2 separate regions of the Mus musculus genome follow, and region 2 is linked to region 1. A link is a loop called in an ENCODE intact Hi-C map of the cell type or tissue named here. Cell type or tissue: heart. All regions are shown on one strand. Links, peaks and the distances in the headings refer to the core of each region. The heading gives the core; the rest is flanking DNA.

Region 1 (4,384 bases), core at 289-4,288:
TCCACAGTCTTTGGTGGACTATGATGTCAGCAGATGCCTGGCTGTTTCCTCTTCTATAAGAGGCAGGCAGTGTTACTGCATAAGGTTGTATAAATTAGCCTCAGAACAGCGCCTGTATGTGATGAACACCAGGAACCACATGCCATCTCCTCCACTCCACGGTGACTCACCTATCAAACACCTTGAAGACAATAGCCACCTGGTCGTCCACCCGGAGTACACCAATCTTGCAGAGACAACAGAGGAAAGCAGCAAAGGCAGCCTCATGCCCTGGGGAAGAAAATGGCCCAAGCTGACATCTTCTAGAAGGCCCCCCGCACCCAACTCCCTTGAGCAGGAAGGCCCATACTGAGGTAGAGACCTCCTCCCAGTCCAGAAGACCTGAGCCTTTCAACAAGCACAAGCACTGGCACTCTTCCTGAGGGGCCTGAGGCGACTTCCTGCACAGGCACCTGCACCTTACTTTATGGGTTTGACCAATTAGAAACCCCAGCTTATTGAGCACCTACTATTTGGGCAGACACTGTCCATGCTGGATCCCAGTAACAAATGAGTCCTTGCCTCAAAGAGCTCATGATTAGTCAGAGACCACAGACATTAAATATTAAATATATAGTTACTACTTTGAGTTTAGCTATTTGGGAGACAAGTGGGTAACTGAGGCACATCCTAGGGGGACCCTAATTTCAGAGTTCAAGGTTTTCTCCTAAGGAAATAATGTTTAAAATAAAAGAGGAACGGGAGGTGGCCAGCACAAAGGAGAGTAGGAAATCATTTTAGCCAGAAGCAACAGCACACAAAGGCCACAGTAAGTAGTCAGTGTGCCTCCAGCAGAGGGCACAGAAGGCGGCTCTGACCAGATGGATGTGAACAGCCATGCTAAGAGCTTGCGTGAGCCCTGATGAGGGATCACGAGGGAGGAGGACCCTCCTCTCCTAGTCATACCCAGCAGCAGTCAGCTCTGCACAGAGCACTGGCTAGACCCTAGATCCTGTTCCTTATGTAGTAAGACAACTGGAGGGAGGTGCAGCCAGGTGTTTCAAGCGACCTCTGCAGACCAGACAGCTGCCAGATATGGATGCACACACGCTCAATTATGGTCACCTATAAATTTCCGAATGGGGTTCTGGAGAGATGGCTCAGCGGTTAAGAGCACTGACTGTTCTTCCAGAGGCCCTGAGTTCAAATCCCAGCAACCACATGGTGGCTCACAACCACCCCTAAAGAGGCCCTCACTTATAATAAATAAATAAACAAATAAACAAATGAAACTAAGCTAAAATAAATAAATAAATAAATTTCCAAATGACAGCCAGGCTACCCCATGCCCCAGAACTCTTTTCCTAGTTGGGCATTAATCAAAGCTCCCCATATCCCAGAGTCTCAGAACTGTTGTCAGCAGCAAGAGGAACAGAGGACAAAGTTCTCCAAGGCTCTGCCTCCAGGCACGCCTTCCCCAGGGCTTGCTGACACTCGTGCGCCCTCTAGCTCTCCTTCCCAACCAAGCGGGAGACAGCACATCTCTCAAATGCCTACTTTAGTGAAAAGAGGAAAGGAAGCCCTTATCACAATGGGTCTCCTGGACTATGGAGGCTATCTCAACCTAGAGACCACGTCTCTTTAAAGTCCCTGCAACAGCTTAGCCAAAATGGATGACAGAGCCAAAGATCATCAGCACAAAGAAAATGGCTGAGAGACAAGAGAGGTGAGGAGAGAGTGGGCTATCAAAGGTTTTTCTTCTCTAGGCATCTGCCCTTAGTAAGTGCTCAATAAACTATCTCTAGAGTGATGAGGCATCTAAATAGAAGCCAGCTTCACCAAGAACAGAAACCAACTCTCAGCAGTGTCGTGCCTGTGGCAATAGCACCACCTGGTGGCATAAGATAGAGCCAGCAGTCACTATCCCTCCCAACAACACTGCTGAAACCCATACATTCCCACACCCATACACCCATACACCCTACACATACACACACACACACACACACACACACACACACACACACACACACACACCCCTCCCTACTTCTCAGGGGCCTGACAAACTGTTGCTTTCTCAGAGACCCCCCAAGACTGTGTGGAGCATAGAGAAAGCAGCTCAGGCAACATGAAGAAAGCAGCAAGGTCCCCATCACCCAGAGCCCTCAGCAGCAGATACCTGTGCCATAGTCAATTCGTGTGGAGTTCCCCACAGCCTCCTTCAGGTAAACTGCCACTTCAGGCACAGCAGCAGCCAGGTGGGTGGGGACCACTGTGGCCACCAAGTTTTCTGCTTCCTGATAACATAAGAGACACACAGTGGTGGCAGCAGATTAGGCAGCACCTGGGTGAGCAGGCAGCCACTGGGAAGCATCTGCCTGGGGTCCAGGCATCGAGGCTCGCCTGCTTCCCAGTTCTGAGAAGCTAGAAAAGGGGAGGGAACTCCTAGGGTGACTTGGGAGCAAGATAAGGCATCAATGCGCCCCAAGGTCTACAGAGATTATGGGATGTCCAGCCTATTATCCCCATAGTTGCTGGGTCCACTCCCAGAGCAGTAAGCATGCAGGCTAGAGTCTGCCATGACATGCACGGGAAGGTTCCAAACAGCATTAGTTATCCCAGTCAGAACATAAAAACTCAACGACAATGTCCCAAAATAAATACACCACACAGAGTTCTGCAACACAATACTACACAACAAAGAAAAGGATCCGTCTCCAGTGACAGCAGTGAACCTGACCGACATAAGGTCAAGTAAAGGAGACTACCCAAACATGCACGCCAAACACAAATAAAACCCATGTCTGCAACAGTAATGGAGAGAGGCCGGGAGAGCAGCGTTCCCGAGCGTGCCGGGCCTGCCTGGCAGAGGGCGGGGGGTGCTCTGCAGCTTGCTTGGGTGGTAGGAGCACTGCAAACACTGACCCCAGGCTGCTGCAACTTGCTTAGCTACTGCTAGCTTTCTTCCAAGTTCTGACTTCTAACTAAAGTCTATCTTCTGAGACACCAAGGCCACGTATCACCAGAGTGCAGCAGCGGGGGGGGGGGGGGGGGGGGGGGGGGGCCCTAAGGCTGCACCCTCCCAGACAGTGGTGTGCTCACAGAGTGACAGATTAGTAAATAGCATCTCTCCAACTGGAGCTGGAGGCATCCCTGCCTGGCCTGTGAGTACAGCTGCTCTCCAGAGACCCAAAGCTCTATTTTCCCAGTGCTCCGAAGAGGCAACTTCTTCCCAAGACCAAAACCTTGGGGGCAGAGTCTCGCAGCACCCACTCTCCACAGCCCTCAAAAGCACGGGCTGGGGGGCGGGCCGCACAGGACAGAGACTTTATGGCGTTCATTAGAAACCTATTCAAAAGCATGCACATTTGTGAGTCCACAGTGTTTCCGACAGTGTTCTCCTCGGCTGCAACATGTCAGTACAGGCTCAGTTCTGAGCATACCACATGCGCCTCTGTACATGCATGCTGTTACGTGTGCCATTATGCTACACAGTGCCAACAAACGCTGACTGACACACAGGCTCAGATCCTGGGACTCTGGTCAATTATGAACTGCAGGGCTTTCTCTACACAAGGTGTTCTCTAACAGAAACAGAATGGCTCAACTACAGACAACACGGACTTCTAATGTCCCTGCTGCCAAGGTAATGGATCTCTAGATTGTATTGAGATGTTTGCCTTGTTTTTAAGGTTTATTTTATAACCGTGTGTATACTTTGTGCCATGCATGTTTTGTCACATGCATGCAAGTGCCCTTGGAGTCCAAAGAGGCTGTTGGAGCCACTGGAGCTGCAGTTACAGGGAGTTGTTAGCACTCAGCATTGGGCTCTGGGAACTGAAGTCAGGCTTGCTCTAAGGGTAGCCATGCATGGCTAGGCATGGTGGCAGAGGCCTTTAACTCCAATACTCAGGAGGCAGAGAAAGGAGGATCTCTGTTAGTTTGAGGCCAACCTACAGAGCAAGTTCCAGGACAACCAGGATGAACTAGGAAGACTGTCTCAAAAAATAGTAGCATGTGCTCCTAACTGCTGAGTTCTCTCTCCAGCCCCAGAGGATATTTGATTCTTTAAAAACTTCGATCTGAGTCACCAACCTGAGTTCAAAAAAATGAAAAAACCAAAATGAAGAATGGATTCTGGGAGTAAAACAGATTTTTCTAATGATGTCAGTTTGAGTCTCTGCTGCTGCAATGAACACCATGACTAAAAGAACAACAGGTTCCAGGAGTGGGGTGTTGAATCGATGGACTGGACCATGTTTTGTTGGAGACTGGGGAAGTGTTTGGAACTTTGAGCAGGGAAGACATCAAGTCTTTAGAGCTTACTGGGCTGTTCCATGGGAGCTTGAGTGAGTGTTGAAAGAAATGCAGACAGTGGAGGCCTGGCTTGTCAAGTTTACAGAGA
Region 2 (4,384 bases), core at 121-4,120, 340 kb before region 1:
CATCCCTAGCTTCTCTCCCAGGGGTCACATAGCCTTAGCCTGGCATCTCATACATCCAGACCATCAAAGTTAGCCAGCCTCACCTACTGTACCCCACCCAACCCCCGTGAGGCCTCCATATCTATTCTGCCTTGTTCTTGGCTCCACCGGGTACTGTGTTCAGCATCTTCTCTCTCCAGGGCAGAGATCTTTGAGGTTACCCTAGTTAGCTTTCGATTCCTATGATAAACACCATGACCAAAAGGCACCTGGGGAGGGACAGGTCTATTATTAATCACACTCCATCCCTGAGGGAAGCCAGGGCAGGAACTCGAGCCAGAAACCAACGCAGAGGCCATGGAGGAGTGCTGCCTGCTGGCTTGTTCCTCATCTCTTGCTCAGTCTGTTTCTTACAGCTCAGGGGTCGCACCACCCACAGTGTGCTGGGCCTATGACACCAATCACTAAGAAAATGCCCCACAAGCCAATCTTGATGTTCTATCTTCTCAATGGTGCTAGCCTACTACCTGCCCTCAGGGAAGGGCCTGTGTTGGCTGTATCACTTGAGACTCATACCTCTTCCATGAGTTTTGCTTCTGGGGGTTGGGGGGGGGGGAGCCTGTCCTAAGGCCTAGGAGGAATCCAGTCTACACTTAACTACTGTGTGTCCTTAGGCAGAGCTCCTACCTCTCTGTGCCCTGGATCCTCATGTATAAACTAGAGATCATGCTGGCCCTGATGCAGGGGCAGGGGAGACGCTCCCATGGCTCATGGCATCAGGCTCAGCATAGGCAGGTAGCTGTCACCTTCACCCTGCTGTGATGTTGATGAAGATGGAGGACATGGTCTCTCCAAGGGCATGCTGCATCTGGTTTGCTGTAGGCCTTAAGAGAATCTGTAGAGAGTACTTAGAGGGCCTGCCTGGAGGGGGTGAGGAGGTAGGGGTGGGGTCTGTGCATGTGAGTATGTGTGGAGCCAGCAGGAGAACCTTCAAAGGGGGAGGGATGGAAGGGAGGAGGGGTGGAACGGAGGAGGGAAGAGGGATGGGAGATAGGACGGAGGAGATATGGAAGGGAGGAGGAAGGAGAGGGAGGAGGGATGGAAGGGAGGAGGGATGGGAGGAAGGAGGGATGGGAGGGAGGAGGGATGGGAGGGAGGAGGGATGGGAAGGAAGAGGGAGGAGAGGGAGGAGGGATGGAAGGGAGGAGGGATGGGAGGGGGAGAGATGGGAGGAAAGAGGGAGGAGAGGGAGGAGGGATGAGAAAGAGGAGGGATGGAAGGCAAGAGGGATGGGAGGGAGGAGGGATGGCAACAAGCTGGGAAGCAGTGCCCAGCTGGCAGTGCAGAGAGGTCTCCAACACGGCTGAAGGAGAGAGCAGAGAGAGTGGCAAGAATCCCTGAGGAGACACTCTGGGTCCTGGGGGCACACAGTTTGAGTCAAGGGCTTGGGCTCTGGAGACTCCAGTTGGGGTCTGGGCTGGGGTACAACTGAAGCACATCCTAAATTCAGGGTCCTGGGATAGTGCCTGAGCTGGACAGCCAGTACCACTTGCAGGTGGTAGCTGTTCCCACACTGTCTCCACACAGTGGCCCTTCCTCTGTGGGTGTCCTGTGTTCCTCCCTTCAGGAAAACCCAATTCTGCCGGGGCTCCTCTTTTGTTTTTTTGTTTTGTTTTGTTTTCGAGACAGGGTTTCTCTGTATAGCTCTGGCTGTCCTGGAACTCACTCTGTAGACCAGGCTGGCCTTGAACCCGGAGATCCACCTGCCTCTGCCTCCCAAGTGCTGGGATTAAAGGCGTACGCCACCACTGCCTGGCTCTTGCCGGGGTCCTCTTACCATTTGAAAACAGCATCTCGTTAAGGACCCCACAGTTCAGTTTGTGCTTCTGTAACAAACACTACTGGCAGGGTGGTTTACACACCACAGATGCTGACCTTCGCTTCCCTCAGGGCAAGATAGATCTAGGCGCTAGCAGCCTTTGTGTATGGTGAGGATCTGCTCTTCTGGGTTCATTTTCTTGCTGGGATCTAATATTATGAGAGAACCAAGCAGGCTTCTTGTGGCCTCCTTCACAATGGCCATTGCTGGGGCCTGAGCATCCCACATCCAGAACTCACTACTTTTTGCTGTTGTTTAATTTTATGCTTAATAGGGTTTTGCCTCATGTATGTATATGAATCATGCAGTATCAATGGAAGCCAGTAGAGGGCGTTGGATCTCCTGAAACTGGATTTATAGATGGTTGTGAGCCTCCACATAGGTGTTGAGGTTTGAACCCCGGTCCTCTGCAAGAGCAGCCAGTGCTCTTAATGGCTGAGCCATCTCTCTGAGACCCATTCTTCGTTTTTAAAACTTGAAGTATGTGTATGTATGTGGGGAGAGGGATATGTGGATATGAGTACAGAAGCCATTGGATCCTCTGGAGTGGAGTGATCCAAAGTCCCTGGTGGTCGTGAGCCAGGGATTGAGGTACCAGGAACCAAACTCTGGTCGCCTGAAAGAGCAGCAAGTGCTCTTAACCCCTGAGTCATTTCTTCAGTCCAGGACCCTGCTTCTCAATCCCGTTCACATTAGAGACTACAGTTTAACAGGGACACAGTAGGGAGTGACATTCAGACCGCATATCTCATCTTCAAATACAGCCGTTCTTTTGTATGCTTGCTTGTTTGTTTTGAGACAGCGTCTCCTGTAGCCCAGGCTGGCCTCATATTCATTAAGTAGCTGAGGATGACCTTGGACTACCGATCTCTCTGTCTCTACCTCCTTTTCTGGGATTACAGGCAAGCCCAGCTGAGGTCACATTCTGAGTACCGGGGTAAGACTTTAACCTGTCTATTTGAGGTCCTCGTCCCCCCTTCCTGCCCCATGACAAGTCTTGGTCTAGGTTTTCCTGAAGGGGGCTTTAAAGAAAGGCAGGTGTACCCAGCTTTTTTTTTTTTTGGCTAGGATGAAGGGGACAGGTAACAGACAGCAGGGGAAAGAGTTAATGTGGACCGGTACTATCGAGCTCTGCCTGGTTGAAGCCAGGAGTCCAGCCCTTAGGGCTACCAGAGTTACCTGTTCAAAAGCCTCTGCAATGGTTTATATTGATTCTAGATGCAATATTGATAGGGTCTAGAGTCCCGGAGGAGATACGCTTTTGGACATACCTGTGAGGGATCATCTGGATTAGGTGAGCTGCCCTGGAAGATCCATGGTAACTGATGGTTGAAAGAAAAGGAGAAGAAAGCTTAAGCAGCAACAGGCGCTGCTCCCTGCTCCCTGAAGTGAGCACAATGTAACCAGCTGCCTCCAGATGCCTCTCTCAGGATTCCCCCACCACCGCTGGTTGTAGCCCTAAACTGTGGGCTAGAGTAAACCTTCCTTTCTTGAATGGTCTCTCTCCTGTATTTTGTCCGAGCAACGTGTCAAACCCACTGCCTCTCAGTACCTTGTGCTTTGCCTCCCCTGCTTATCTCTGTGTGACTGTCTAAGTGTCTGTGGGGAGGCGGGAGGTGAGATTCAGGTGAGGTGTGGGTGTAGGGCTCCCATGAGCCTACAGGGGCTGCTCCACAGTTAGCCTGCGTTATGCCACCAAGCCAAGAGACACCAAGGTGTCCAGGGTTGCCAATCCACTTCCAGCAGCCCCCTTTGAGGTCCTGGCTGCCTGTGCAAAACTTTTCTACCAAAGTCTCTCCACGATGAGTTAGAATCTTTATGGGCAAGTCTCATACAGAAATCCTGACTCCTCTTGCCTGTTGGTCCTAGCTGGAAGACCCCACTGTAACCCGATGCAGGAGTGACTTTGAACTTAGTGAGTCCTGTGCTGTGCCAGGAGGGGTAACTTCCCTTCTCCCCTGCCCCCTTTTTTTCTTCCCCTCCTGTTCCAGGTAACCAAGACTTCCACCTGGCAGAGTGGAGCTATGGTAGGGAGAAACTCATATCCACCTAGGAGGTATGATGGGGTCCATAGATAACATGACCCCAGTGCTGGGTTCACAACACTGCCGCCATGGTGGGCTTTGGGCTCAGGGTGCTGTACTTAGTTGCCTGTTCCAATCTTTTGTATTTGTTTTGTTTTCAAAGACAGAGTTTCTCTGTGTAGTCCTGGCTGTCCTGAAATTTGTTCTGTAGACCTGGCTGATCTCGAATTCAGATCCACCTGCCCCTGGCACCTGAGTGCTGGCATTAAAGGCATGCACCACCATTGCCTGGTTTCCTGTTCTAATATCTTATTAAGCCATTACTCCAGGAAGAACATTGGGTATCATGACCATGTCCCCACTGTACGCCTCCCTAACCACCAAATATGTCCCTTAGTCCTATCATTATGCCCTCCTTTCCAACAGCCACCATGCCCATTGCACACCTAGTAAGCTAGGACCACCCAAGGGCACAGCATAGGACACCAGAAATGGCTGTTTC

What was found. A loop is a pair of places that touch in the nucleus more often than their neighbours do. Peaks named below come from ENCODE experiments on the same cell type or tissue, not always from the same donor. Only the 100,000 strongest peaks of a DNase experiment are listed, where the experiment ranks them.
Region 2: it touches region 1 in a loop (2.0-fold over the local background); 1 of 42 quality-filtered maps calls a loop at or near these places.

The regions. Positions count from the first base shown.
Region 1 is chr2:30,433,456-30,437,839 of GRCm38, reverse strand. It overlaps Ptpa (protein phosphatase 2 protein activator), which reads right to left. Exons shown (of 10, transcript NM_138748.5): 5 at 2,159-2,276; 6 at 171-270. Among named protein-coding and RNA genes, the nearest start is that of Ptpa, 20 kb to the right of the region's middle. In heart, for the core only: CTCF peaks have their summits at 1,528 and 1,833 (motif pointing left); DNase peaks (open chromatin) are centred at 869, 1,489, 1,879 and 2,212; H3K27ac peaks cover 498 bases.
Region 2 is chr2:30,773,960-30,778,343 of GRCm38, reverse strand. Gm39783 (a long non-coding RNA gene) reads right to left here. Exons shown (of 4, transcript XR_001783261.2): 3 at 3,130-3,180. Among named protein-coding and RNA genes, the nearest start is that of Gm39783, 4.6 kb to the right of the region's middle. In heart, for the core only: a CTCF peak has its summit at 2,192 (motif pointing right); no DNase peak of the experiment used is centred there; H3K27ac peaks cover 3,082 bases.